3 separate regions of the Homo sapiens genome follow, and regions 1 and 3 are each linked to region 2. The links are chromatin contacts, found by Hi-C or POLR2A ChIA-PET in ENCODE. All regions are on one chromosome and are shown on one strand. The core of a region is the stretch at or near the end of the contact, and the rest is flanking DNA. Distances in the headings are between cores, read along the strand shown.

Evidence for each region. Hi-C counts contacts between places; a loop is a spot of excess contacts on that map. ChIA-PET counts read pairs that join two places held with the same protein, here RNA polymerase II (POLR2A). Pooled maps may share reads with other maps.
Region 1: a loop to region 2 is called in a map of endothelial cell of umbilical vein, with 5 times the contacts of the local background. The contact joins the promoter of NF1 here to the promoter of COPRS in region 2. A Hi-C loop is called at or near these places in 1 of 168 maps with a recorded cell type or tissue (endothelial cell of umbilical vein) and 7 of 50 pooled maps. POLR2A ChIA-PET finds 5 or more read pairs at or near these places in 1 of 52 experiments (K562).
Region 3: a loop to region 2 is called in a pooled map, with 4 times the contacts of the local background. The contact joins the promoter of TEFM here to the promoter of COPRS in region 2. A Hi-C loop is called at or near these places in 4 of 50 pooled maps.

What each region holds. Positions count from the first base shown.
Region 1 is chr17:31,093,372-31,096,922 of GRCh38, forward strand. It overlaps NF1 (neurofibromin 1), which reads left to right and starts at 1,606. Exons shown (of 58, transcript NM_001042492.3): 1 at 1,606-1,998. The coding sequence starts at 1,939. MIR4733HG (MIR4733 host gene) reads right to left here and starts at 2,119. Exons shown (of 4, transcript NR_186435.1): 1 at 1,856-2,119; 2 at 2-120. It overlaps MIR4733 (microRNA 4733), which reads right to left and starts at 1,054; the gene lies at 979-1,054. RefSeq lists a promoter at 1,186-1,611, cis regulatory regions at 1,219-1,458, 1,685-1,995, an enhancer at 1,599-1,616 and silencers at 1,851-1,920, 1,961-2,010.
Region 2 is chr17:31,857,744-31,861,270 of GRCh38, forward strand. COPRS (coordinator of PRMT5 and differentiation stimulator) reads right to left here and starts at 1,501. Exons shown (of 4, transcript NM_018405.4): 1 at 1,358-1,501. The coding sequence starts at 1,456. It overlaps UTP6 (UTP6 small subunit processome component), which reads right to left. Exons shown (of 19, transcript NM_018428.3): 19 at 3,161-3,527. RefSeq lists an enhancer at 488-1,162 and a silencer at 1,222-1,651.
Region 3 is chr17:30,904,957-30,908,366 of GRCh38, forward strand. TEFM (transcription elongation factor, mitochondrial) reads right to left here and starts at 1,282. Exons shown (of 4, transcript NM_024683.4): 1 at 1,212-1,282. The coding sequence starts at 1,242. RefSeq lists enhancers at 1,772-2,041, 2,020-2,820.

The DNA of each region.
Region 1 (3,551 bases), core at 356-2,855, 760 kb before region 2:
CCTGTAGTCCCAGCTATTCAGGAGCTTGAGGTGGGAGGATCACTTCGGCCCAGGAGTCTGAGGCTGGAGTGAGCTATGATTGAGCCACTGCACTCCACTGCACAGAGTCAGACCTTGTCTCTGAAAAACAAAAACATTTGCCTAGGTAAAATGTATCGAGGAAGACAAATTTTAAAATTACTCATTCCAGGCCAGGTGCGGTGGCTCACACCTGTAATCCCAGTACTTTGGGAGGCTGAGGTGGGCGGATCATGAGGTCAGGAGTTCAAGACCAGCCTGGCCAATATGGTGAAACACCGTCTCTACTAAAAATACAAAAATTAGCCGGCTGTGGTGGCGCATGCCTGTAGTCCCAGCTACTCGGGAGGCTGAGGCAGAAGAATCACTTCAACCGGGAGGCGGAGGTTGCAGTGAGCCGAGATCGCGCCTCTGCACTCCAGCCTGGGTGACAGGGTGAGACTCTGTCTTAAAAAAAAAAAAAAAAAATTAGTCATTCCAAAGTCCAATGTCAGACATAGATTATCCGTTGTTTTGGATGTAATCCTCTTCCTGGAAAACTGGCACAACCCAATTACACATGAAATCCTTTCAACTCTGGTATTGGAGGTATAGGGAAGGACTTTGTTTTAGGAGACCCATAGTCTACCTCTATTGTTCTAGGAGTTAAACCACGTTGGTTTACATCCTGACTTTGCCACCTGTCAACTCAGACCTTGGGCAAATCAAAGGTCTGAGGGAGGAGTGCAGGCTCCCAGCGTTCCCACGGGGGTGGGGACGTGACGTATTCATCAGTTCATGAAGTTAATGATATGTATTGAAAAGGTTTGTTCAAGGATTTAAATAAGACGATGAATATATTGAATTAATAATGAATGCAAGGCCTTAAAGGTGTTTTGAGGGTGGTGAAACTTGAATCTCTCATCAACTGTGCAATAGTTATATTAACTTGGATGGCTATGAGTTTTGCAGAGGAAAGCTGGGCTTAAATCCCAATGCTAGACCTGGTGGCTAGACCTTGATTGCCACCGGGTCTAGCATTGGGATTTAAGCGACCTCTAAAAAAAAAAAATCACGGAATCTCTCTTTGGCCTTCCTTTTTTGTTTCTCAGCAGTCTACCAAGCTACGAAGAACCTGAAAATCGGAGGTCGTGTACCTTATTTTTTCTGAGAGCTTAAGCTGAGAGCACAGCCTCCCCAGGAGATTAGCGGCAGAGATCCGCGCGCTGGGAGAAAGGCTAGCCCCAGGGCGCCCTAACTTCCAACTCCGGGAGCAATCCAAACCCGGAGGCCGGCGGGGGAGGGGACAGCTGTAGGGGGCGGTGGGGATGGGAGTGGATGCTCCCGGGTCAGCTCTGGCACTCGCCAGCTGAGCCCAGCGCCAGTCTAGGTGAGCCCCACGGCGGTGAGGGACGCTCGCCAGACGGCCCAGAGGAGTTAGATGACGTCACCTCCAGGAGGACTCGCTTTTTCATTAATGAAACCGGCCGGCGCGGGCGCATGCGCGGCAGGCCGCCTTCCCTCTCGCTTCCCCCTCCCCTTTCCCAGCCGCGCTCTCAATCTCTAGCTCGCTCGCGCTCCCTCTCCCCGGGCCGTGGAAAGGATCCCACTTCCGGTGGGGTGTCATGGCGGCGTCTCGGACTGTGATGGCTGTGGGGAGACGGCGCTAGTGGGGAGAGCGACCAAGAGGCCCCCTCCCCTCCCCGGGTCCCCTTCCCCTATCCCCCTCCCCCCAGCCTCCTTGCCAACGCCCCCTTTCCCTCTCCCCCTCCCGCTCGGCGCTGACCCCCCATCCCCACCCCCGTGGGAACACTGGGAGCCTGCACTCCACAGACCCTCTCCTTGCCTCTTCCCTCACCTCAGCCTCCGCTCCCCGCCCTCTTCCCGGCCCAGGGCGCCGGCCCACCCTTCCCTCCGCCGCCCCCCGGCCGCGGGGAGGACATGGCCGCGCACAGGCCGGTGGAATGGGTCCAGGCCGTGGTCAGCCGCTTCGACGAGCAGGTAACCGGCCCGTGGCGGGCGGGAGGTGGGAGCGGAGTGGGGGTGGGGACAGAGTAGGTGAGGGGAGGTAGGAGCGGCCGCCTCCCCCGCGGCTGCCTCAGGCTCTGGAGGAAAGGAAGGGAAGGGAAGAGAAGGGAAGGGGGGATAAGTGGGGGTGGCCAAGGCGGGAGGTGAGGGGTAGGAGGGGACAGCTGGGAGCTTGGGCACCCTTTCCCTCCTAAGTCGGGGGGTGGGGCCTTGTCCCTGACCAGCCTCCGACCCTCCATCCCCTTTATCCCAGCCCTTCCGCTTGGAAATGGGGATGAGTGACCTGGGGGCGCCTTTAGGGGCGCGCCATCTGGATTTAATAATTACCCCCTTACTTTTGTTTTTGAGCAGAGGTGGGTAACGTTTAGGGGTTCTCTCTTCCTCTTCCCTCCGTGACCCTCCTAACTGGGGACGAGCGAACCCTAAGGCCTGTCTTATATACCCTCAATAGGAGAACGATAACATTCCGCCCCTCCCCCAGTTTCTTCAGCTTCCTCTCCTGGAGGGGGAAGAGCAGAAGAAAGCAAGGAAGGCACAGGTTTTCTTACTTTCTGCTCCATCGTCTCATCCTGCCCCGAGAGCTTCAAGTGCACACTCACTGCACATCTTTGTGATGCCCTACAACGTCGTCCCCCATATCCTGATGACACAGACTGCCTTTTTTTTTTATTGCCGTTTGCAGTGGAAACCGTGGTTCTGAAATATCTTCCCCTTCCTTGATAATTGCAGTCTCTTCCCCCCCCCCTTTTTTTTTTGCCAGCGGTCTGAGGATGTGATGCATTCTCGAGTGAGAATGTTGGGGAGTAAAGGGGAGAAGGGTGAAAGGAAAGTGAGAAACTGCTTCAGAGCCACCGACAACAGAGCAAAGCCAGCTGGGATGTGGTCCTGGAGCGGATCATTCTGCTAGTGTTTGTGGTTGTTTTTGACTCTCTCCTGGTTGACAAGAGAACTTTCATTGAGAATATTTGGGATGAAAAAAAAGTTTTGTAGCTTGAGGAGGTGACTTTTTATCGCCTGAGTTTCACACAATAAATCCTGGGGCTGATTAGAATAAATGCACACATAGCCTTTTGTCAGTGGAAATTGGTTTAACTTTGTGTTGCTGTAGGTAGTTGGGGATGGTTTAAGGGATGCTTTCTGCAGCTGTGGGTGCAGTGGGCTTCCTGTGATGGGGGAATTGTTTAAGATTGAGTCAACCTATTTTGTTTACTGGATATAATGGTAAAACATTATGGGAGCTGAAGGGGTGGGGGAAGAGCTCTTCTGTTATTTGATGCATAAACATTTCTTTACGGGACTCAGCGTTTCAGACCTACCTGGAAAATATCTTGGAATAGACAGAGGAAGTTGAGAAGAAGCTATGTAGATAAAATAGAGTTATGAAGCTGTCAGAGACTTGAAGGAATTGTTTTATCCATTCGTATGCTTCCAGACCCAAAGGCATCTAAACTAAACTACTAATCCATCTGAAGTATAATGTTACTGCATATAAAAGATTACATTATTGATAGAGCGTTAGATTTAAA
Region 2 (3,527 bases), core at 251-2,750:
CCAGAAATTAGGGGTGACTGTTCTGACCCTGCAGGGGACTTATGATTAGACACCATTTATGAAAACACCTGGCATGTGGCAAGAATGTAACATTTCTTGAATTTAAATTCATCTTTTCTGCTACATCTAAACTGTACTCGGCACCTGCTCCAATCAGCATTCATTATCTAGTCATGTCTGGGTTTAATAATTCAGTTCCACTCCCTGTAGTTAGTGACAACCTCTGGTCACTGCCGCCCAAGGAGAAGTCAGACCTCTCACCTAAACCACTGCCACGGCCTCCTAACCACCTTCCCATCCAGCCATCTGGCCCAGCCTTACAGAATTAATCACTACTCTGCTCAAAACCTTCAACAGCCCTCCACTGAGAGAGCACAAAATTAGCCATGGCATTCGCACGTCCCCTCTTCTCCCACTCCCATCAACCTGTTGAGCATAGTTCTCTGCATGCTCTGAGACCCAACTCCAGGCCATGTGCCCTGCACTTTCTCATCTCCACGCCTCTGCAGACACCACCAGCCTCTCACCTTGATCCTTTCCTGCTATGCCCTGACAAAATTAGTCCCATTCTATTCTGCACTCCAAAGTAATTTTCTTTGTAAGTGTCGCTGCATTTTTCATATCTTACTTTGGCTAAGTACCATCTTTGAGGCATCATTCATCCAGTCGGTATGTCTATCTCCTGTGCCAGGCACTATGCTAGGCTGTGCAAACAGCCCTAACAGAGGGTTCCTACCTTCAAGCCGCTCAGCACCTAGCCGGTACAGACTGTAAACAAGGACAGGTAAGAACTGTAATAACGGTCTGTAACGTTCTCGGGAAAACCAGGAGCTGTCTAGCTTACATGAAAACAAGTTTCTGGAAACCCTGCGTCAAACAGGGCCTTTCTGGTTTCAGTAAGGAGAAGGGGGAGCGCGCATGTGACATCTGGGGCTCAGGGTTAGCTGGCATCCCCACCAACGGACAGAGGTCCACAGGTCTGTAAAGTCAAGTCCCTCTCCTCGCCGCCCTCACCTGGCCCTCGCCCAGGCTCCTGGCAGCGGGCCCCGGCTCTCGGTCACCAGCGTCACCTCCCATTTACCAAATCCGCAGCGGCGCCCAGCGGGCGGACAGCCGTCTCTGCTGACCCAGAGCGCCCACCCACGCCCTCGGCTTTCCCCGCCCCGCAGCCCCGCGGCCCCGCGGCCTGGCCGTTTTCAGCTCGAGCGCGAGCCCAAACAGCGCTCCGTGTCGCGGGGCGGCCCGAGGCCGGCCAGAGGCGCTTCCCCGGCCCCGCGGCCCCCGCCCAGCCCGGCCCCGCGACTTCCCGCCCCAGGCTGCGGCTGGCTGTTGCTCCTGGCCCCCACGCGGCGCTCACCTCCGGGCTGGGGGGCGCCCCCCGCGCGCTAGGCAGCGGCGGGCCCCGAGACGGCTCCGCGGCCCCCTGCGCCTGGGCCCCGGCGGCCTGAAGGTCCATGCCCTGCGGCCCGCGGCTGGTCGCCCTGGACGCCGTGGGCCACGTGACGCGCCGGCCCGGCTGCCCGCCCGAGGATCCGCCGCAGAAGCGCCAATCAGCCTGGGGAGGGGGTGGGTACCGGCCAAGAGGGCGGGGCGCGGGGGTGTCACGAGCAAGCGGGGGCGGGGCGGCGCAGGGGGCGGGGCGCGCGGCCTCGCGGAGCCCGCCCCTCCCTCCCAGCGCGAAATCTGAAACAATCTCGGAGACGGATTTTGGAAACTCCTCTCGGTGCATATCCTAAGGCTGCACGACTAGCTGCGTGTGAAACGCCAAGCGTACCCTACTCGGCCACTCGGGGTGTGCTCCAGCTTCAAAACCCCGCGTGGGTAAGACACATGAGCAACCCAGTGACCTCCACCTTGAGCTAATGATCGTCTTTGAAGTTAATCCATTAGAAACCAAGATAGATGATTAAGACACAAACTGCAATATGCAGTGGACACAGAATACAGGCCACGACGCTTACTCATAATAATCCTGAACATTCGGGATTCCTGTATTTCCATGCTCAACGCCTGATACCGACAACCTAATTATTTCCCATTTTGCCTCGAAAGGTGGCTTCTGGGGATAGGCAGGGCCTGAGCTGGGAACAGCCCAACTGGAAAGACAGCCTTCCCTGCCTTCCCCACAGTGCCTAACCTCTAATAACAAACCAGCTCAAGGTGTGCTAATCACGTCAACATCAGGACATGAGACCCTCTTCCTTCATCCCCCTCAAAGACTGTGTTGTTTGTACAACACAAAAGGCATTTGAAAAAATTTAGCATAAAACTGACACACAATATTCGATATTATTTTTGTTCTATATGTAGATGTTCCTACACAGGAGTCAGTATCCCCAAGGCTAACTGCCTCTAGGTCAGCAATGTCCAATAGAACGTTCTTTAATGGTGGAAGTGGAAATGAAAGTTCTACTATCTGTACTGTCCAATATAGTAACCATATACCTACTGAGCACTTGAAATGTGGCCAATGTGAATAAATTGAATAATTCTAATAAATTTAAATTGCTACATGTGCCTTGGAGCTACTGTTTCTAACAGTGCAACTCTAGGTGTACTAGCTAGATGTGTTTTCATAACCTGCAATATTGAGAATCAGATACAGGGATGTGATGACCCCAGGTGACCACCCTTATAGCCTTGTGTTAAGGAGACTACCACTATCCTCTTTGCTCCCTAATCTACATATCTCTTTCGTAAAATTAAAGTGCCAAATAAGATTAAGAATGTTAAACATCCCAGGACTTAAGGGACAGGAAAAAGAGGAATTTTTTTCTTATTTTAAAACAAATGACAAGAAAACAGGGGCTGGCCGCGGTGGCTCACTCCTGTAATTCCAGCACTTTGGGAGGCCGAGGCAGGCAGATCACTTGAGGTCAGTTCAAGGCTATCCTGGCCAACATGGTGAAACCCCATCTCTACTAAAAATACAAAAATTAGCCAGGCGTGGTGGCACACACCCATAATCCCAGCTACTCGGGAGGCTGAGGCAGGAGAATCACTTGAGCCCGGGAGGTGGAGGGTGCAGTGAGCAGAGATTGCCCCACAGCACTCCAGCCTGGGCGACAGAGTGAGACTTGGTCTAAAAAAAAAAAAAACCAGAAAGAAAAAGAAAACAGTACAAAAGCTTAAAATAAAAATGTTCTAAAGTAGACTCTAATACTCATAGAAATTTAATATATAATAAAGGTAACATCACAAATCAGCAGAGAGAAACATAACTGCCCAAATAGTGTTGGCAAAATTAACTGCTTGGGGAAAAAGAGTTGTTCTCAGCACCAGGAAGAGCTTCCAAAGCATTTTAAAAACAGACATCACACATACACACACAAAATACCTCTGGGCATCAAAAATCGCCACAAAAGGTGCCTATAATCCCAGCTACTTGGGAGGCTTTGGCAGGGAGAACTGTTTGAACCTAGGAGGCAGAGGTTGCAGTAAGACCACACCACTGCACTCCAGCCTGGACCACAGAGCAAGACTCTGTCTCAAAAAAAAAAAATCACCACAAACAAGGCTGGGGGTAA
Region 3 (3,410 bases), core at 32-2,531, 950 kb before region 2:
CGTGAGCCACTGTGCCCGGCCCGAGAATCATCTTTAAAAGAGGATTAGTTTTTAAACTATATTATATAGAGTTTTAAATAGAGCTTTTGTTGTTTTCAAGTCACGAGAGATGTCTCCCGATATTTATGGATCAGTCCGAAGTTTTACTACCTAGAAAATTGTATTTTATACCCATCAGGAAGCAAGTAGTTGAAATAATTATTCCAACTGCTTAAAGTTTCTGATATTTTTAATTTAGAGGAATCTTTTTGTAACTAATATTTCCTGTTAAGGTTTGTCTTAGGCCGGGCGCGGTGACTCACGCTTATAATCCCAGCACTTTGGGAGGCCGAGGTGGGCGGATCACCTGAGGTCGGGAGTTCGAGACCAGCCTGACCAACATGGAGAAACCCTGTCTCTACTAATAATACAAAATTAGCCGGGCGTGGTGGCACATGCCTGTAATCCCAGCTACTCGGGAGGCTGAGGCAGGAGAATCGCTTGAGCCCGGAAGGCGGAGGTTGCGGTGAGCCGAGATCGCACCATTGCACTCCAGTCTCGGCAACAAGAGCGAAACTCCGTCTCAAAAAAAAAAAAAAAAGGGTTTTGTCTTCACTTCCATTTTCACATTTTAGTATCTCATCTGGTGGAACTAAATAAAATTAAATTTTGTACGTTTATAAGAAATGTTTCAGCTAAGTGATAGATTTAAGGGCAGTTTTACTTTCTTCCGTACACTTTTCAAGACTTCTACATGACGTTTTTGCAAGTATGAGAAACACCATACAATGCATAACTTTGTAAAACCAGTGGGAAGTCACTCTAACATCGCAGCCACAGGAAAGTAATGTGGCCAGAGGTAAGCAAGCGGCTGTGAGAATGTGAACCATCCGCCCACTCTGAGGAGCCACCCGTGGACCCTGAGGCCGGGGAAGCACAAATGTTCCGAAAACTGCCCCGTCAGCTAGGCTGGGGCCCCAAGAGAGGGGCCTGAACAAGGGACATGAGGAAGGAAACACTCTAGGACATGAGGGACATGAGGAAGGAAACACTCCAGGTTCCTCCAGAATACCTCCAGCCGTATTCCATTAGCCTCTAGGGTCAGAGGCTAATGACAGACGGGAAATCACCCCAGTGTTCCAAGCACCCTACCTCCCGCCGTATTCCATTAGCCTCTAGGGTCAGAGGCTAATGACAGACGGGAAATCACCCCAGTGTTCCAAGCACCCTACCTCCCGCCGTGAAGAGGACAGACCCGCTCATCTCCAAGTTGAATCAGTAGGTCCAGTCTTCCTCCATTGACTTCCGGTTCCTGCGTGCTGCGCCCAAAAGCGCTCGGCCTGCACTCGGCGGAAAGGTTGTTGTCCAAGCGGCGTTCCGGGGCAAGGCCCGAGGTGTGTCCCGCTGAGCAGTGGGTCGTCCGCGTCTGGGCTGCGGGCTTCCAGGCGGGCGCCTGCCGAGGCCCTGTCCCCGGATCCCGAGTCCCTGGCTGGCCCGCAGTCTTCTTCCACTGCACCGGGGAAACGTTCTTGCCCCTACCGACTCCTGAGAGCCGCTGGGCCGAATCTCCAGGAAGGCGATTCCGAGGCCAGTTTTAGTCTGTAGTGGGTAAAGTGCCTCCTTCGTGGAGACTCCCTGGGTTTCTCCTAGACACTTAGATTGAGGAGCTCCTGTTGGGGCCCAGCCTGTGGCGCCGGGAGCGGGATCAGGTAGGGGCAGCGTAGACAAGGTCCTCAAATAACCTTTTCACCAGGTAGACTGGAATAACGGGGAGAGATGCGAAGTGTTTGAGGAGCTCAGCGGGGAAACAGGGCAGGCAAGGGATTAGGTAAAGGCGAGGGAGGAGGAGATTGCGTTGGCGCTGGAGCGGTATTCCTCTTAGAAGGGATAAAGGGAGATGAATGTAGCGCCGAATTTAGTTGGTCCTTGAATAATGGGTGGAGCAGTTGAATACTCCACCAGATAGGAAGCCTGAAGTCCCCGAGGTTTATGATTTGCAGTCAGACTGGAGAGTGTTCCTAGAAAATTGGCCATATACTGTATAGCGAATGTGAGGCTGGATTGCAGGTGAAGAGCCTGGGAGCAATGAGAAGTCGCGAAGAGAGTGTATCTTCCCAGGTGAGAGGCAAGCGTAAGGAATTTTTTTTTTAACAGTCTTGCTCTGTCGCCCAGGTTGGAGTGCAGTGGTGCGATCTGGACTCACTGCAAACTCCGCCTCCCGATTTCAAGTGATTCTCGTGCCTCAGCCTCCCGAGTAGCTGAGATTACAGGCGAGCGCCACTACGCCCGGCTAATTTTTGTATTTTTAGTAGAGACAGGTGTCACCATGTTGGCCAGGCTGGTCTCGAACTCCTGACCTCAGGTGATCCGCCCGACTCGGCCTCCCAAAGTGCTGGGATTACAGGCGTGGGCCACTGCGCCTGGCCAACCGTAAGGAATTGAACCTAGGAGATGTAAGGAGAGTGGAAAGAAAAGAATTATTTCTGGAAGATGGGGAGCCAGTTTTGTGAAAAACGGGGAATTCAGGAGGGAGGGAAAGGTGATGAGTTTGCGTTTTTATGAGGCAGCAATGGGTTGATTGTTTGTGTCTGGAAGGCAGTGGGGATGTAGGGGAATCATAAGTATTAATAAAATGTGCTGGTCGGGAGCAGTGGCTCCCAAAGTGTAATTCCAGCACTTTGGGAGGCCGAGACGGGCGGATCGCTTGAGCTCTTGAGTTCCAGACCACCCTGGGCAACATGGCGAAACCCCGTCTCTACGAAAAAATTAGCCGGGTGTGGTGGAGCACGCCTGTTATCCCAGCTACTCAGGAGGCTGAGGTGGGAGAATCACCTGAGCCCGGGAGGTAGAGGTTGCAGTGAGTGGAGATCGTGTCACCACACTCCAGCGTGGGGGACAGAGCCAGACCTTGTCTCAAAAAAAGAAAAAAAATTGCTCATAGGAAGTCTAGAAACCTTGGCAGTTTCTGGGGAACTTAGGAATCTAACAAGAAATAACATCAACTTTTTTCTGCAAAATCCTCCAAATCAGGAGGAAATAATTTCCTCAACTGTAGGGCTTATTCAGTTTACTGAGATGTTATGATTGAATTGCATCCCTCAAAACAGATTTGTTGAAGTCCTAACCCCCAGTACCTTATTATTTCCAAATAAGGTCATTGTAGATGTAACTAATTAAAATGAGGACAGGAAGGCCGGCACGGTGGCTCACGCCTGTAATCCCAGCGCTTTGGGAGGCCGAGGAGGGGGGATTACGAGGTCAGGAGATCGAGACCATCCTGGATAACACGGTGAAACCCCGTCTCTACTAAAAAATACAAAAAATTAGCCGGGCGTGGTGGCGGGCGCCTGTAGTCCCAGCTACTCAGGAGGCTGAGGTAGGAGAATGGCGTGAACCCGGGAGGCAGAGCTTGCAGCGAGCTGAGATGGCAC